Regions from separate parts of the Homo sapiens genome. Here region 1 is linked to region 2. A link is a loop called in an ENCODE intact Hi-C map of the cell type or tissue named here. Cell type or tissue: testis. All regions are shown on one strand. Region 1 holds the start of LOC124902152 (a long non-coding RNA gene). Region 2 overlaps RECK (reversion inducing cysteine rich protein with kazal motifs).

The links. Peaks named below come from ENCODE experiments on the same cell type or tissue, not always from the same donor. Only the 100,000 strongest peaks of a DNase experiment are listed, where the experiment ranks them.
Region 1: a loop joins it to region 2, with 8 times the contacts of the local background. A loop is called at or near these places in 2 of 110 quality-filtered maps.

The regions. Positions count from the first base shown.
Region 1 is chr9:36,413,669-36,421,668 of GRCh38, forward strand. LOC124902152 (a long non-coding RNA gene) reads right to left here and starts at 722. Exons shown (of 2, transcript XR_007061475.1): 1 at 1-722. It also overlaps a transcript of RNF38 not described here. RefSeq lists an enhancer at 2,020-2,642. In testis, no CTCF peak of the experiment used is centred here; no DNase peak of the experiment used is centred here.
Region 2 is chr9:36,116,203-36,124,202 of GRCh38, forward strand. It overlaps RECK (reversion inducing cysteine rich protein with kazal motifs), which reads left to right. Exons shown (of 21, transcript NM_021111.3): 17 at 783-975; 18 at 2,555-2,765; 19 at 4,461-4,534; 20 at 5,331-5,486; 21 at 6,622-8,000. The coding sequence ends at 6,843. Among named protein-coding and RNA genes, the nearest start is that of GLIPR2, 17 kb to the right of the region's middle. In testis, no CTCF peak of the experiment used is centred here; a DNase peak (open chromatin) is centred at 4,739.

The DNA.
Region 1 (8,000 bases), 300 kb after region 2:
CTTTCAGCTCTTAGGTCTATTCCTAGTTTTGTTTGTTTGTTTTTGCAGCTATTGTAAAAGCAGTTGAGTTCTTGATTTGATTCTCATTTGGTCACTTTTGTTGTATAGTTCAAGCCCATTGTTTCTTTGTTAACTTTCCATCTTGATGACTTGTCTAGTGCTGTCAGTGGAGTATTGAAGTCCTCCACTATTATTGTGCTGCTGTTTTCTAGTAGCAATTGTTTTGTAAATTTGGGAGCTCCAGTGTTAAATGCAAATATATTTAGGATTATGATATTTTCCTGTTGGACCAGTCCTTTTATCATTACATAATGTCCCTCCTTGTCTTTGTTAACTGTTACTGCTTTAAAGTCTGTTTCGTCTGATATAAGGATAGCGACTCCGGATAGCGACTCCTGTTTGCTTTTCATGTCCATTTGCATGGAATATCTTTTTTCACTCCTTTACCTTATGTTTATGTGAGTCCTTATGTGTTAGGTGAGTCTCTTGAAGACAGCAGATACTTGGTTGGTGAATTCTTACCCATTCTGCCACTCTGTATTCTTTGTGGAGCATTTAGGCCATTTACATTCAACGTTAGTATTGAGATGTTAGCTACTATTCTATTCATCGTTCTCGCTGCTGCCTGAATATCTTGGTATTTTTTCCTTGTGTTATTGTTTTATAGGCCCCGTGAGATTTATGCTTTAAGGAGGTTCTATTTTGGTGTACTTTGAAGTTTTGTTTTGTTTCAAGATTTAGAACTGGGCTCACGCCTGTTCATCCCAGCACTTTGGGAGGCTGAGGGGGGCAGATCACCTGAGGTTGGGAGTTCGAGACCAGCCTGACCTACATGGAGAAACCCTGTCTCTACTAAAAATACAAAAAATTAGCCGGGCGTGGTGGCACATGCCTGTAATCCCAGCTACTCGGGAGGCTGAGGCAGGAGAATCACTAGAACCCAGGAGGTGGAGGTTGTGGTGAGCCGGGATCGCACCATTGCACTCCAGCCTGGGCAACGAGAGCGAAACTCTGTCTCCAAAAAAAAAAAAAAAAAAAGATTTAGAACTCCTTTTAGCAGTTCCTGTAGTGCTGGCTTGGTGGTGTCGAATTCTCTCAGCATTTGTTTGTCTGAATAAGACTTTTATCTTTCCTTTATTTATGAAGCTTAGTTTCACTGGATACAAAATTCGTGGCTGGTAATTGTTTTGTTTAAGGAGGCTAAACATAGGACTCCAATCCCTTCTAGCTTGCAGGGTTTCTGCTGAAAAACGTGCTGTTAATCTGACAGGTTTTCCTTTATGCTTTTCCCTAACAGTTCTTAAGGTTCTTTTCTTCATCTTTATTTTAGTTAGCCTGATGACTGTGTGCCTAGGTGATAATCTTTTTGCAATGCATTTCCCAGGAGTTATTTGAGTTTCTCGTATTTGGATGTATAGATCTCTAGCAAGGCCAGGGAAATTTTCCTCAATCATTCCCTCAAATAAGTTTTCCAAATTTTTAGATTTCCCTTCTTCCTCAACAACACCAATTATTCTTAGGCTTGATCGTTTAACATAATCTCAAACTTATTGGAGGCTTTATTCAGTTTTTTTCTTTTTTGTCACACTGGGTTAATTAAAAAGCCTTATCTTTGAGCCCTCAACTTCTTTCTTGTTCAATTCTATTGAAATTTTCCAGTGTATTTTGTATTTAAGTGTGTCTTTCATTTCCTGAAGTTGTGATTGTTGTTTTATTGATTTTATTTCTCTGGAGATTTTTTTGTCCGTATCTTGTTTTTTTTGTTTTTTTGTTTTTTTCTAATGTCAGAGGAAAGATCTGGGGCTCAATAGCTGTTGTTCAGATTCTTTTGTCCCATGGGGTGATCCCCTGACATGGTGCTCTCCCCCTTCCCCTAGGGATGAGGTTCCTGAGAGCTGGACTACAGTGATTGTTGCTGCTCTTCTGCATCTAGCCACCTAGTAGAGCTACTGGGGTCCGGGCTGGTACTGGGGAGTGTCTGCAAAGAGTCCTGTAATGTGATCAGTATCCCGGTCTCTCAGCTGTGGCATCTGCTCCGATGGAGGTAGCAGGGGAATGAAGTGGACCCTGTGAGGGTCCTTGGTAGTTTTGTTTAGTGCACTGGTTTTCTCAAATGCTGGTTGTGCTGGCAGTGAAGTTGTAACATGGACAGACTCAGAACCTCTGGTTAGCTAGGATGTTACAGGCAGTGGAATTTGCTATTATTTTCTCCTTTCTTGGTGCAGAGTTGTTCTTTTATGAGTTGCTGTAATGGCTTCAGTTGGTTGGCCTCCAGTCAGAAGGTGGCGCTTTCAATACAACATCGACTGCAGTAGTACGGGGCGGGGGATACAAGTTTGCCCTAAGGTCACTTGGATAAGTATTCTGATTTATCAGGTGATGGGTGGCACCATAGAGCTCTCAAGATATTATGTGTTTTGTTTTACGCTACCAGGGCGGAAAAAGACCATCAAGTAAGGGCCAGGTTAGGCATATCTGAGACTCTCCTTGGGCGGGGCTTGCTGTGGCCACAGGGCGGAGGGAGGGGGAGGGGGTGGGAGATGGGAGGATGGGGGATGGGGGTGTGATTCTCAGGCCAATAAAATTGTATTCCCTGGGGGATTATGGTTGCCTCTGCTGCTTCAAACAGATCACCAGGGAGTTGGGGGCAAGCTGGCAGTGACAGGCCTCACCGAATTCCTCCACAACCAGCAAGGCCGGTCTCAGTCCCACCATGCCCTGACAACACCGTTATATCCAGGCAGCCTTAGAGCAAGGCTGAGATTTTGCCCCAGGCTACAAAAGCCCCTGCTGAGAAAGCAGGCAAGGATTTCAGGTCTTGCCCCTCCCTGCCTGCCCTAACTTCTGTGCCAGTATCTGCACTTTCGGTTTGCCCACTCCCAAATATTGCCCAGGAAAATTTGCACTCAGTCAAAATTATTACAAAGTTAGGCTGTAAGTTTTCTTCTCCCTGTGGTCCTTCCCCATTTCTAATGGCAGCCTTTCCCAAGAACCCCTGGTAAGATAAAAGTCAGAAATGGCTTCCCTGGGGACTAGAAGTGTCTACAGGGCTCCTTCTTGCTGCTGCCTCGATATTTTTTTTTTTTTTTTTTTTTTTTTTTTGAGACAGAGTCACATTCTGTGGCCCAGGCTGGAGTGCAGCGGCACCATCTCAGCTCACTGCAGCCTCCGCCTCCTTGGTTAAAGCGATTCTCCTGCCTCAGCTGCCTAAGTAGCTGGGATTACAGGCATGTGCCACATGCCCAGCTAATTTCTGTATTTTTAGTAGAGATAGGATTTCGCCACGTTAGCCAGGCTGGTCTCGAACTCCTGACTGCAGATGATCCACCCACCTTGGCCTCCCAAAGTGCTGGGATTACAGCACTTTTTGGCTGGGAGCCACCGCGCCTGGCCTTGCATCAACTTTTATATTTCATTTGGCTCTCTAAATTCGTATCAGCTCCAGGTAAGGTTAAATCCTTCTCCCATGATCTGGATTTTCAGGTTCCCCAGTGAGGATGTGTGTTCAGAGGCAGACTTTCCCCCTCTTCACTTTGGGCACTCACAGCTTTTGGCTGTCTCATGGAATTTGCAGCGACAAGCCGCTTATTTCAAAGGGTCTGTGAATAATTTCGGTTTTACTGTTATGTTCCTGCGGTAGTTCTTGAAGCAAAAGTTCACGATGTGAGTCTCCACACACTGTTTTGTCCATCCGAGTAGAAGCTGCAAGTTAATCCTGCCCGCTTTTGATTTAAAATTATACATCTTACTTGAATTCTAACAGTAGGTTAACTTTTATTTTTGATATTTGAACTATTTACCTAAAAGTACCAATAATAATTCTATAAATTAACAATACTTCCATCACTTTTTTTGGTTTTGGAGACAGAATCTCACTCTGTCACCCAGGCGGGAGTGCAGTGGTGCAATCTCGGTTCAATACAAACTCCACTTCTGGGTTCAAGAGATTCTCCTGCCTCAACCTTCCGAGTAGCTGGGATTACAGGCGTGCACCACTACGCTCAGCTAATTTTTGTATTTTTAGTAGAGACAGGGTTTCACCATGTTGGCCAGGCTGGTCTCGAACTCCTGGCCCCAAGTGACCTGCCTGCCTTGGCCTCCCAATCTGCTGGGATTACAAGCATGAGCCACCAAACCCAGCCACTTCCACCACTTTTTAAATGAAACACTGCTTAACTTTTACAAATCTAGTTCCTATCTTAAGCTAGAGAATCTTTCTCTACCAAGGTACAATCAAGGAACTTGATTTTACAAGGATGAAAAACATTTCATACAAATATGGTAAGAAAAAACAATCTGTTAATACTGAAATTCCAATTGTTATTTCTCAGGAGAGAAACTGAATAGAGTGCTGTGTTTGTTTTTACAATCAATATGTGATTTTTTTTTTTTTTTTGGAGACAGGGTCTCACTCCATCACCCAGGCTGGAATGCAGTGGCTTGATCTCCATGCAACCTCAAGTAATCTTCCCGCCTCAGCCTCCTGAGTAGCTAGGACCACAGGTGTGTACCACTAGGCCCAGCTAATTTTGTATTTTTTGTATACACAGGGTTTTGCCATGTTGTCCAGGCTGGTCAGCTGGTCTCAAACTCTTGAGGTTGAGTGATCCACTCATTTCGGCCTCCCAAAGTGCTGGGATTACAGGCATGAGCCACTGCGCCTGGCCAACAATCAATATGTAATTTTTAAAAATTAAAAAGAGGCCAGGCATGATGATTCATGCCTGTAATCCCGGCACTTTGGAAGACCAAAGCAGGTGGATCACTTGAGGACAGGAGCTGAAGACCAGCCTGGCCAGCATGGTGAAACCCCATCTCTACGAAAAAAAAATACAGGCTGGGCGCAGTGGCTCATGCCTGTAATCCCAGCACTTTGGGAGGCTGAGGCGGGCAGATCACTTGAGGTCAGGAGTTCATGACCAGCTTGGCCAACATGGTGAAACCCTATCTCTACTAAAAATACAAAAATTAGCCAAATGTGGTGGTACGCGCCTGTAATCCCAGCAACTCAGGAGGCTGAGGCAGGAGAATCGCTTGAACCTGGGAGGCGGAGGTTGCAGTGAGGCGAGATGGTGCCACTGCACTCCAGCCTGGGTGACAGAGCAAGACTCTGTCTCAAAAAACAACAACAACAACAACAAATTAGCTGGGCATGGTGGTGGTGCATGCCTGTAATCCCAGCTACTCGGGAGGCTGAGGCTGGAGAATTGCTTGAACCCTGGCAGTGGAGGTTGCAGTGAGCCGAGATCACACCACTGCATTCCAGCCTGGGCAATGGAGCAAGACTCCATTTCAAAAATAAACAAATAAATACTAAAAAGTAAAAAGATCAAGAAAAAGGAAGTATACAGTCACAGAAGAAAAACTGGTACATCTCGAGCAAAAATCTAAAAATCCAAAATCTGAAATGCTACAAAATCCAAAACTTTCTGAGCAAAGATTTCACACTCAAAGGAAGTACTCAATGGAACATTTTGGATTTTCAGATTTGGGATGCTCAACCAGTATATAACGCAAATATACAAAACCTGAAAAAAATCCAAAATCCCAAACACTTCTGGTCCCAAGCATTTTAGATAAGCGATATTGAACCTGTAAGTACATTTTCCATCTTCCCTGAAGGCAGTATGCATGGGATTACTTATACCACAAGCTGGATGGGTGCTTTTTTCCAAGACAAATGAATGAAGCCTACTATAAGGAATTCTTGTCAAGAAAGACTCCTGCTCTGAATCAGTACACATAAGCAGTTTAGGAAGAACTCTTCTATTTTCGTTTCTCAAATGGCCATCCTCCTGGCAATGTATCAAGAACTCTGAAAAAATATATAATTGAGGCTACAAGTTAATTCACCTCAACTGAGAGAATAGTCTTATCAAATTCTTCAATATTTTATCTCATTCTCAGGTCAGACCTAGTTCCCCAGCTCAAGCTTGTTGTCACTGTGAAAATGTGACTATTTTCAAACTGACATTAGCTGAGTTAATTTCAGTATCTAAGTGAAACATGACTACAGGTGGCACGGCATCTGTATTCCCAGCTACTTGGGAAGGCTGAGGTGGGAGAATCCCTTGAAGGTGGGGGCAGAGGTCGCAGTGAGCAGAAATTGCGCCACTGCACCCCAGCCTGGGTAACAAAGTGCGACCCTGTCACAAACAAACAAACAAAAAACTCGCACAGAATTCTGAACCTGACACAGGGTAGGGATGACTTGGCAAGGAGCCTGGAATAACAAATAGTCATGAATCAGAATAAAGGCCTGGGGGCAAGAAAAAAAACTACCGAGAAGGACTGGTGCCAATGGTTCAGTTCCACTGTGACTCTCTGAGGCCTTCTCCACTTGCAGATATGTTTCTCCAAGCATGTCACAGTTGAATGGGTGAAGTTAAAATAGGAATAGGTTTCTTCAAACAGCAGAGTACAGACTTGAGCAAGGCAGCTTGGGATGGAATCCCAGTGTACTGCTGTGTGATCTTGGGTAAATATTTAATCTGTGCCTCAGATTCCTCACTGATAAAACTGGAATAAAGCAGTCCCTACTTCAAAGGGTGTTGTGACTACCTGGTTAAAAGGACAACCTTCGGCCGGGCACGGTGGCTCACGCCTGTAATCCTAGCACTTTGGGAGGCCGAGGCGGGTGGGTCACGAGGTCAGGAGATCGAGACCATCCTGGCTAACACAGTGAAACCCCCTCTCTACTACAAATACAAAAAATTAGCCAGGCGTGGTGACAGGCACCTGTAGTCCCAGCTACTAGGGAGGCTGAGGCAGGAGAATGGAGTGAACCCAGGAGGCAGAGCTTGCAGTGAACTGAGATCGCGCCACTGCACTCCAGCCTGGGCAACAGAGCAAGACTCTGTCTCCAAAAAAAAAAAAAAAGAGGACAACCTTCTCCCAGTACTTCTATGCCCCCTTCCCTGCTTTCTTATTCTTCACAACACAAATAATCAGTTAACAATATCTTTATTGTCTTGCCTTTCCCCACTCACAGAAAGCAAGCTGCATAAGAGCAAAGACTTCTGTTTTCTTCAATGCAGTATCCCCAGTATCTAGAACATTGCTCTGTATGTAGTAGCTACTCAAATATAAACGTTTGCCACCTAGAAATTATGGAATATGGCCCTGTGAACGAATGTAAAAATAATGCTGGAGGGCTTGTGCAAATTGCTGTGCCCAATATAAATTAATGAGAATTTGTAACTCACAGGATTTAATAATTAACATCAGAGCTGGAATCAGTTTCTTCCAGCACTATAAACTATAAACAGATACATATCAGGAGAGAAACTTTAAGCTGGAGAACAACAGATCAAGCCAAAAAATTGGGGATTGGACACCACCTCCAAGGCTGTAGAGAGGATGTCCAACAAATAAATTGGCCCTCATACTCCTTGCCTGAACTGTGGTTCCATCCCCAGTCACACATGGATTAGTTAAAAGTGAGAAAACTTATAAGAAAAATCATGTAAGAAAAATCATCTTTTCTTCCCCAATCTGAGAAATACACCATGCCTGAAAGATAGGCAAAGACAACAAGCAAAGAATCAACACGTTTTGACAATGTGCTCAGAATACCTAAGCAAATATTTTATATAACTTGCATTCGATACAGAAGATCTGGTCTACCCCTAGCACTGTGGGTTACCCCTGAACAAGTAATTTCTCCCATGGTGGTCACAGCTCCCAAGTTTATTTTTTTTTAAAGCAGGTTGGGGCCAGGCATGGTGGCTCACGCCTGTAATACCAGCACTTTGGGAGGCTGAGGTGGGAGGATCACTTGAGGTCAGGAGTTTGAGACCAGCCTGACCAACATGGAGAAACCTCGTCTCTACTAAAAATACAAAATTAGCCGGGCGTGGTAGCGGATGCCTGTAATCCCAGCTACTCGGGAGGCTGAGGCAGGAGAATCACTTGAACCCGGGAGGCGGAGGTTGCAGTGAGCCAAGATCACACCATTGCACTCCAGCCTGGGCAGTAAGAGCGAAACTCTGTCTGAAAAA
Region 2 (8,000 bases):
ACCGCAACCTTCGCCTCCTGGGTTCAAGCGATTATCCTGCCTCAGCCTCCTGAGTAGCTGGGATTACAGGCATGCGCCACCATGCCTGGCTAATTTTGTATTTTTAGTAGAGATGGGGTTTCTCCATGTTGGTCAGGCTGGTCTCGACTCCCGACCTCAGGTGATCCACCCGCCTCGGCCTTCCAAAGTGCTAGCATTACAGGCGTGAGGCACCGTGCCCAGCTGAGGCCTTTTCTTAAGGTAGACTCATATTAGCCAAGCTGAAAGTTAAGCCCGTGGAAGTGTTTCATTTGTTACTGAATGCAAGGGCCTCCAGCCTCAGGCTCCAGCCTATCTCTTGGCCTCATATCATGGCCCTTCTGCTATAGGTCTGTCTGTGCCTGCTTGGCTCCTGCCCTCTGGATCACCTGCCATTTCCCCAGCACCACATTCCTTGAGCATCACACCTGTGTTCATGGCTGCTCTCTCAGCCTGGCAAGCCCATGCTGCCCCCTTTGCCCCCCCAGCCTCCAGCTAGAACACTGCCTCCTCCCCATGCTTTCTTCAGGCTCCCCAGACGAGAATGACTCATCCCCGCAAGCTTTGTGCACATCTTTTCTACTTTTTAGCCTACTGTATATACAGGCTTGACTCTCCCACTCTACATAAGCTCTTTGGAGACAGGACTGTCCTGATTCATCTCTTGCTCTCTCTTCAGCCTCCTATCCCTCATCTAGTGCTTTGCTAGCCCCACCACAGTCCCTCCCTACATTGGCTCATGGTGCTGCATTCGTCTTTTTCAGGTGCATACCCAAACCACAGGTCTGCCTGACGACTTTTGATAAATTTGGATGTAGCCAGTATGAGTGTGTACCAAGACAGCTCGCGTGTGACCAGGTCCAAGATCCTGTTTGTGACACAGACCACATGGAGCACAACAATCTCTGCACTTTATACCAAAGAGGAAAAAGCCTCTCTTACAAAGGTCCCTGCCAGGTACAGTGCTTTGGCTGACAAAACAAAGTACACTACGGATAAAATTGGTTTATGATATTTTACAGATGAATCAACAGTAAGACCAGCCGAGGGTCTTCTGTGAATCCTGTCAAATCTATAGCACCCAGTCCTCCACTAAAAAGGAAGACTGGCTCCTTCTCCTAACTCTGGAAGCTATCTTGCTAGTGTGTGTACCTTTGCACATCTGGTGTACAAGCAAGAACAGAGAGTGGCTTCTTGCAGTCCACTCCTAGGAAAAGAACTTAAAAGTTTCACAACCCTGGCATGGTCAACATCATTCTTACTTCTCATAGTTCTCTGGGCCCTCACTAAGAAACAAAGCAGGAAGAATGTGAGTCAAAACCAAGAAAAGTTTTCCCACTCTTCCCACATCAGTCCCACCTCCCAAGGTACTGAAAAGTCATTGAAATTTTCTTTAAGACTTAATGTCTTTTTACATCAGCTTATCTCTCAGTTTTGTAGGTTTATGGAATCTGCATTTATGTTTTAAGGAAAAAAACTGGGCCGGGCGCGGTGGCTCACGCCTGTAATCCCAGCACTTTGGGAGGCAGAAGAGGTGGATCACAAGGTCAGGAGTTCAAGATCAGCTTGACCAACATGGTGAAACCCCATCTCTACTAAAAATACAAAAATTAGCTGGGCATGGTGGCACATGCCTGTAATCCCAGCTACTCAGGAGGCTGAGGCAGGAGAATCGCTTGAACCCGGGAGGCGGAAGTTGCAGTGAGCCGAGATCATGCCATTGCACTCCAGCCTGGGTGACAGAGCAAGACTCCATCTAAAAAAAAAGAAAAAACCAAGGACAATTCCTTTTGAGGCTTCTCACATGCACCACTGATTTTATGCTTGCCCCTCTCCCTGGGGCCGTGCTTTGGGCCTAGCATCCGCTGCCCACAACCAGCTAACACTTAAAATGATTGCTTCACATTCTCTGGTCTTCATGGTTAGAAAAATTCCATCATGATGTCTCCCTGAAACATGCTTGTTTTCTCTCAGAGCCCCTGTGCCATTTGCATTGATCCCATCTACCCTGAATTCTGTCTTCCCCTACTTGTTCCCTTCTCCTGGCTGTGATTTTTCTCTGATCTATTCCTGACCTACCTGTTGGCTCCAGAGTCTGTCTACCCCACTGCTCCCCCAACTCCTCCCTCTCCTTATCCCATACCCAGCATGAAATGATAAGACCTCTGCATTTGCATGAAGATTGATCTGGTCATCTTAAAGAGGCGCTTCTGGGATACTAACAGAAGTCTGAGCAGAGCAGAGAGAGGTAGCAGGAAAGAAGATTTTTATCTCTTATCAGTTCACATGGAATAAGCACCCAGATCCCAGAGAGGCTGAGAAAAGTAATCTTTCAGCTCATCTGGAGACACCCATATTGCTGCCCACGCCACCACCACCCCCAGCATTTAGCCCACCTCAGGAACTTAAGAGGTCCTCATAATTTATACCTGTGTCTTTTTTCCTTCCTGAAAATAGGGAGGCATGCTGTGTACTCTTGGTTGGGAAAGGTACAACATAGACATTTCCAGGCTAAATGTGATTTGTTTGCCCTCAGCCCTTTTGCAGAGCAACCGAGCCCGTATGTGGGCACAATGGTGAGACCTACAGCAGTGTGTGTGCTGCCTACTCGGATCGCGTGGCAGTCGATTACTATGGGGACTGCCAGGCCGTCGGAGTCCTCTCAGAGCACAGCTCCGTCGCCGAGTGTGCTTCTGTCAAGTGTCCTTCGCTCTTGGCAGCTGGATGCAAACCCATCATCCCACCGGGTAGGCTGGCAGTATCGGGGTGGACAGGGGAGGACTGAGAAGATTTGCTTATCCACCTCCAGAGAGTGAGTCATTGAGAAGAGAGCTCATTTACGTTTTTCAGAAAGTCTTGAAGAGATTCTTATGCTGATCATACTCACTACTTTGGGTTGACCTTAAAAAACTAGGGCTTGCCTTCGATATCATCTGGTGTCCTGCTATTTTAAAACAATACAGCAGCCTTTTCTCAAGCTAAATCTTACACCAGACACCAATATATAAACAGATAAAGCAGTATTCAATTATGAAAATTAGGGTTATTAAATGCATAATGTTTACTTATTACAAAGTTAACAAATAACGAATTACTAATTAATGAATAATTAAAGTAGTTTTGATGAACACAAACTTTTGAAATTGAGAGAAATAGAAGATAGTTGTTGTCTTAGATTGGCCTTAACATCTAATTTAATTGTTTTAGTTGCATATAATCAGAAAAGTTTTGTTTCATACAGACTGTTTTTAGCAATAACAGTTTTTTAAAACAGCTTACCTTACAATCTCACACTCTTAGTCAAACAGAAGTAGCAGAAGAGACTTTATTCCAAGTCTGCACAGAACAGGTTAATCTGGATCTAACAGGTTCATTCCTCCATCCGTTAATTCATCAAATGTTTATTTAGCTTTCACTATGTGCCAGACGCTCCTCTAAGCACTGGGGACACAGCAGTGAGAAAAACAAAGCCCTTTTCCTTCTGGAGACCATGTTCTGAGGGAGGTGACAGACCAAACATAAGTTGCCATGCAAATCTGCACTAAACCAGATGGCAGCAAGTACGATGACACGAAATGAAGGGGAATCGGAGGGGCCCAGGGCAGAGAGGCTGCTAATGGATTGGTTAAATCTCTGTCGTGTGAAAATACGGCATAATATTATATTTGATTATGCCATATTCTGTTATGGGTTTTAGCAGTTTAAAATAATTTTTAAAATTAAATTTGAATCGGTCGGGCGTGGTGGCTCACGCCTGTAATCCCAGCACTTTGGGAGGCCGAGGCAGGCGGATCACGAGATCAGGAGATCGAAACCATCCTGACTAACACGGTGAAACCCTGTCTCTACTAAAAATACAAAAAAATTAGCCGGGCATGGTGGCGGGCACCTGTAGTCCCAGCTACTCTGGAGGCTGAGGCAGGAGAATGGCATGAACCCGGGAGGCGGAGCTTGCAGTGAGCCGAGATCGCGCCACTGCACTCTAGCCTGGGCAACAGAGCGAGACTCTGTCTCAAAAAAAAAAAAAATTAAATTTGAATCAAACACTCATGGAACCCCTGAAACACCAACTCCCTTATTTTGCAGACAGGGAAACAAGGCCTGGCAGAAGCATTTGCCCAGAATCACACAGTGAGTTTTGAGGCAGAGCAGGATCAGGCCCCAGGTCTCTTGAAAAGCCAGCTGTCTCTATGCTATCTGCACCACAGCCTTCTCACTCCAAGGAGTGGTGAAGGATGAAAAGCAGGGGTAGAGAAAGGATTTTGGTAAATGTAGAGATGAGAGGACTCCAGGTTGGTCAAGGAGCTTATATGAAGGTACAGTCTTTGGGAAGGACACTGTAACTCTCCTGCCCAAAATGAAGGGCTGGACATTTCACTAAGGATTTTAAATTCTCTTTGTTTCTAATTCTGAACGCACATAAAATGGTTTCTGTTATACAGGTGCTTGTTGCCCATTATGTGCTGGGATGTTAAGAGTTTTATTTGACAAAGAAAAACTGGATACTATTGCTAAGGTAAATTGCTTTATATTCAGATGCTATTGAAATCTTATTGCTAAGCCTCTCAGTAATCCTAGAGAGTAGAATGTGTTGTCCTCATTCATAGATAAAGAAACTAATCTTCAGAAAAGCAACTTTCCCAGGGCCATATAGCCCTTAATCAGTAGGACGAGGGTTTGCACCCAGGCTGGCTGACTCCCAAGCCCATGTTCCTCCCCCCTACACCCTGGCTGTGCACATCACAGTCAGCGTGAGCCTTTCTTAGAAAAGGCCCCTGCTGGCACAGTAAGCATAGGTGGGGCTGCAGGCAGAGCCAGGTAGCCAGAGACTGGTGGGTGCCCAGGTGCTTTTGAGGTCGCCTCCCCTCACACCAGTCCCCGTGCCTCCTGAGGGGATCTTCTGGAGCCCTGCCCGTTCCCTGCATAGTTCTGCCCTCTCTCTTTTCTGCACCATCACAGGGCTCCAGAAATGTTGCACCCAACACTTGCCACAACCTAGAGATTTAGCCCCATTTTGATTACAAACACCTGTATTTTTAAAAACCCTGTGACCTCTACCTCAGAACAGTCACTTTTTGCAAAAGTGGTTCTGGTGAAAGTATGTATCTTCACTACAGAGTTTCTCAGTCAGGCAAAACCCCATTGTGATGGACTGGAGATTCAGAATTTGGCCTAGCAAAGCTGCGGTTGGGCCTTCCGCTGAGGGCTGTGCGGTCAAAAGAGCCTCCTCAGCTGGCAGCCCAAAGCAAGGGAGCTTAGGCAGTCATAGGAATTCTTCTTTTTTTCAGGTAATACATGTTTTCTCTTTCCAGGTAACAAATAAAAAGCCAATAACAGTTCTGGAAATACTTCAGAAAATCCGCATGCACGTGTCTGTCCCACAGTGTGATGTGTTTGGATACTTCAGCATTGAATCAGAAATTGTGATCCTGATCATTCCCGTCGATCACTATCCAAAAGCTCTGCAGGTGAGTTCAGCACATGTTGTGAAGCCATCTTGTCACTTTCAAGTTTGGTGCACCTAGGAGGGAGTGGGCACAAACTAGGACCGAGGAAGGATCCGTGGGTGAGGGAGTGGAGGCATTTGGGAAGTTCAGCGGGACAGGAGGGAGAAAAGCAAGGCAATCTCTAAAGGACTGAGCACTTTGCCAGTGGCTGAGACCTGGTGCACATTTGACAGTGGGATGCAGAGGCACCAGGGCAGGGGAGGGATTAAGATACTGTGACTGGGAGTGTGCACAGCTGGAAGGGGTCCGAGAAATCACTGTCTCTAATCCACCCATTGTACAGACGAGGCAGCTGATGCCCAAGCCGGGGAAGGAACTGGTGCAGGTCATGCAGTGATAAAGCCAGAAAAGACTCCAGTCTCCTGAGAGCTGTGTGCCCACTGTGGAGGAAGATCCCATCAGAGCTGGTCATGTGGGCTCTAGTGTTTCTTTGTCAGTCTGGAGACATGTAGAACCCCACTCACGTAGACCCAAGTTTCAACATCAAAGGCAGTGAGGGCTCAAGGGAAGGGAACGAAGGCAAGCAGTCTGTGAATCACTAGGAAGTTCATCTCGTCGTTGTTTTCCTTTTCATGTTTCAATGGACATTAAAATTGTATTCTGTGTGACCCTAACTAACCATGTAAGGATAAAGTCTAAATGTGGGTAAGAGGTGTGGGTAACAGGTGTGGAAAAATGAAAACAGTTGATTGATTAGGGCAGTGGCATTGTGGATTATTTCTTGTCTTTCTCTTTTCTTTTTTCTTCTTTTCTTTTCTTTGAGATGGGATCTTGCTACATTGCCCAGGCTGGTCTCGAACTCCTGGGCTCAAGCTACCCTCCCACCTTGGCCTCCCAGAGTGCTAGGATTACAGGCATGAGCCACAACACATGGCCAATTATTTCTTTTCTGGTTTGATTTCCATTAATGCTGCTATATTTATGTAATAAACTAAAACTATAATAAAATGTTACTTTGGATAAGAACAGAAGGACAAAGAGAAAGTAAATGCCCTCTGAGGCCACGCTACTTTTAGGATATACGTGGAATTTGTCTGGCTTGATGTTGAAAACGTTCTGTGGTTTTATATTAAGGGAACCTTGTTTCTCCTCACAGATTGAAGCCTGCAATAAAGAAGCAGAGAAGATTGAGTCCCTTATCAACTCTGACAGCCCGACTTTGGCGTCCCATGTCCCTCTCTCTGCCCTCATCATTTCCCAGGTACAGGTCTCCAGCAGTGTGCCATCGGCCGGTGTCAGGGCCAGGCCTTCTTGCCACTCCCTCCTCCTTCCCCTCAGCTTGGGCCTTGCCTTGCACTTGCTCTGGACATATAACTGACTGCCCACGGAAAGTGCAGAATGCTCCTCCACCTCACTCTCCTGCCTTGAAAAAGACATTCAGGACTGCTGGTTTGTAGTTGAATATTGGCCAAGGAAAGGCACATGTCACCTCTATTCGCCACACAGTATTTTTTTTTTTAATCCGCCAATATTAGTAGGATTTTTGTTTTGTTTTTACAAATGTTAAAATGTGTTGTTCCAAATACTAATGAAAACAGAATGTCTCTTCCTGGTAGACCACTGCCATATGATTTACATTTCCTCACCATAAGGGTCCCCCACTCTAAAGCAAATTTATCGCTGGGAAATGAGATGACCACTTTTTAGAAAGATAATTCACTGTACTATCAGGTTCACAAACTTCATTTCAGAGTTCTTTTTGAAGTATTTAAGGTTCCCGTTGCATTTGTTTTGTTTACAGATAATTACCTACTCTGGCTAGAAGCTAGGGGTCCCAGTGAAGAGCCACTGCCATTAAAGAATATGAAACATAGATAAAACATCTTTGAAATTATGTAAATTATGTAAATTATCAGGCAAATTTGCATTAAATTACAGAAATTTAATTCAGAACCCCAACTACTGTGTTATGCAAAAGCAAGCTGATTAAATGACACTCATATAATTATATGTTGTAAGCAACAGGCTCACTGGTCACGGATTTGTGTCTGTGACTTTTGTGAAAGGGAGAAGTGACATTGCATCAAAGCATCTTGCATTATGCAATTTTTATATTAACCAGATATATATTCATCGGTATTCATCCAAGTTAAATGTAGAGTTTTTAAACATCAATCTTTAAACCAATTGCTGCTACTTATATAATTGCCAAAAAGTGAAATAATGTGTAGTTCATGTAAATAATACATTATATTTCTATTTTATTATGAAGAAGGTGAATAGCCATATTTGTAAAATGACAATCATGTGTGTTAACCCAGTGCTTTCCATTCGTGAAAACACATTTGCTTTTTGTGATATGCACAATGTAGATAAGTGTTCTGTCTGACTTTCTTTTTTGATATAGAAGTATAAAGAATTGTGGTTTATATATTTAAAAGTGTCAAGCTGAGTATTAAAATGTATGCATGTTGTCTAAGAAATTGAATACTTTGAATGTGTTTCACAGTTTGAAATAAGCTATTTGATGTAATA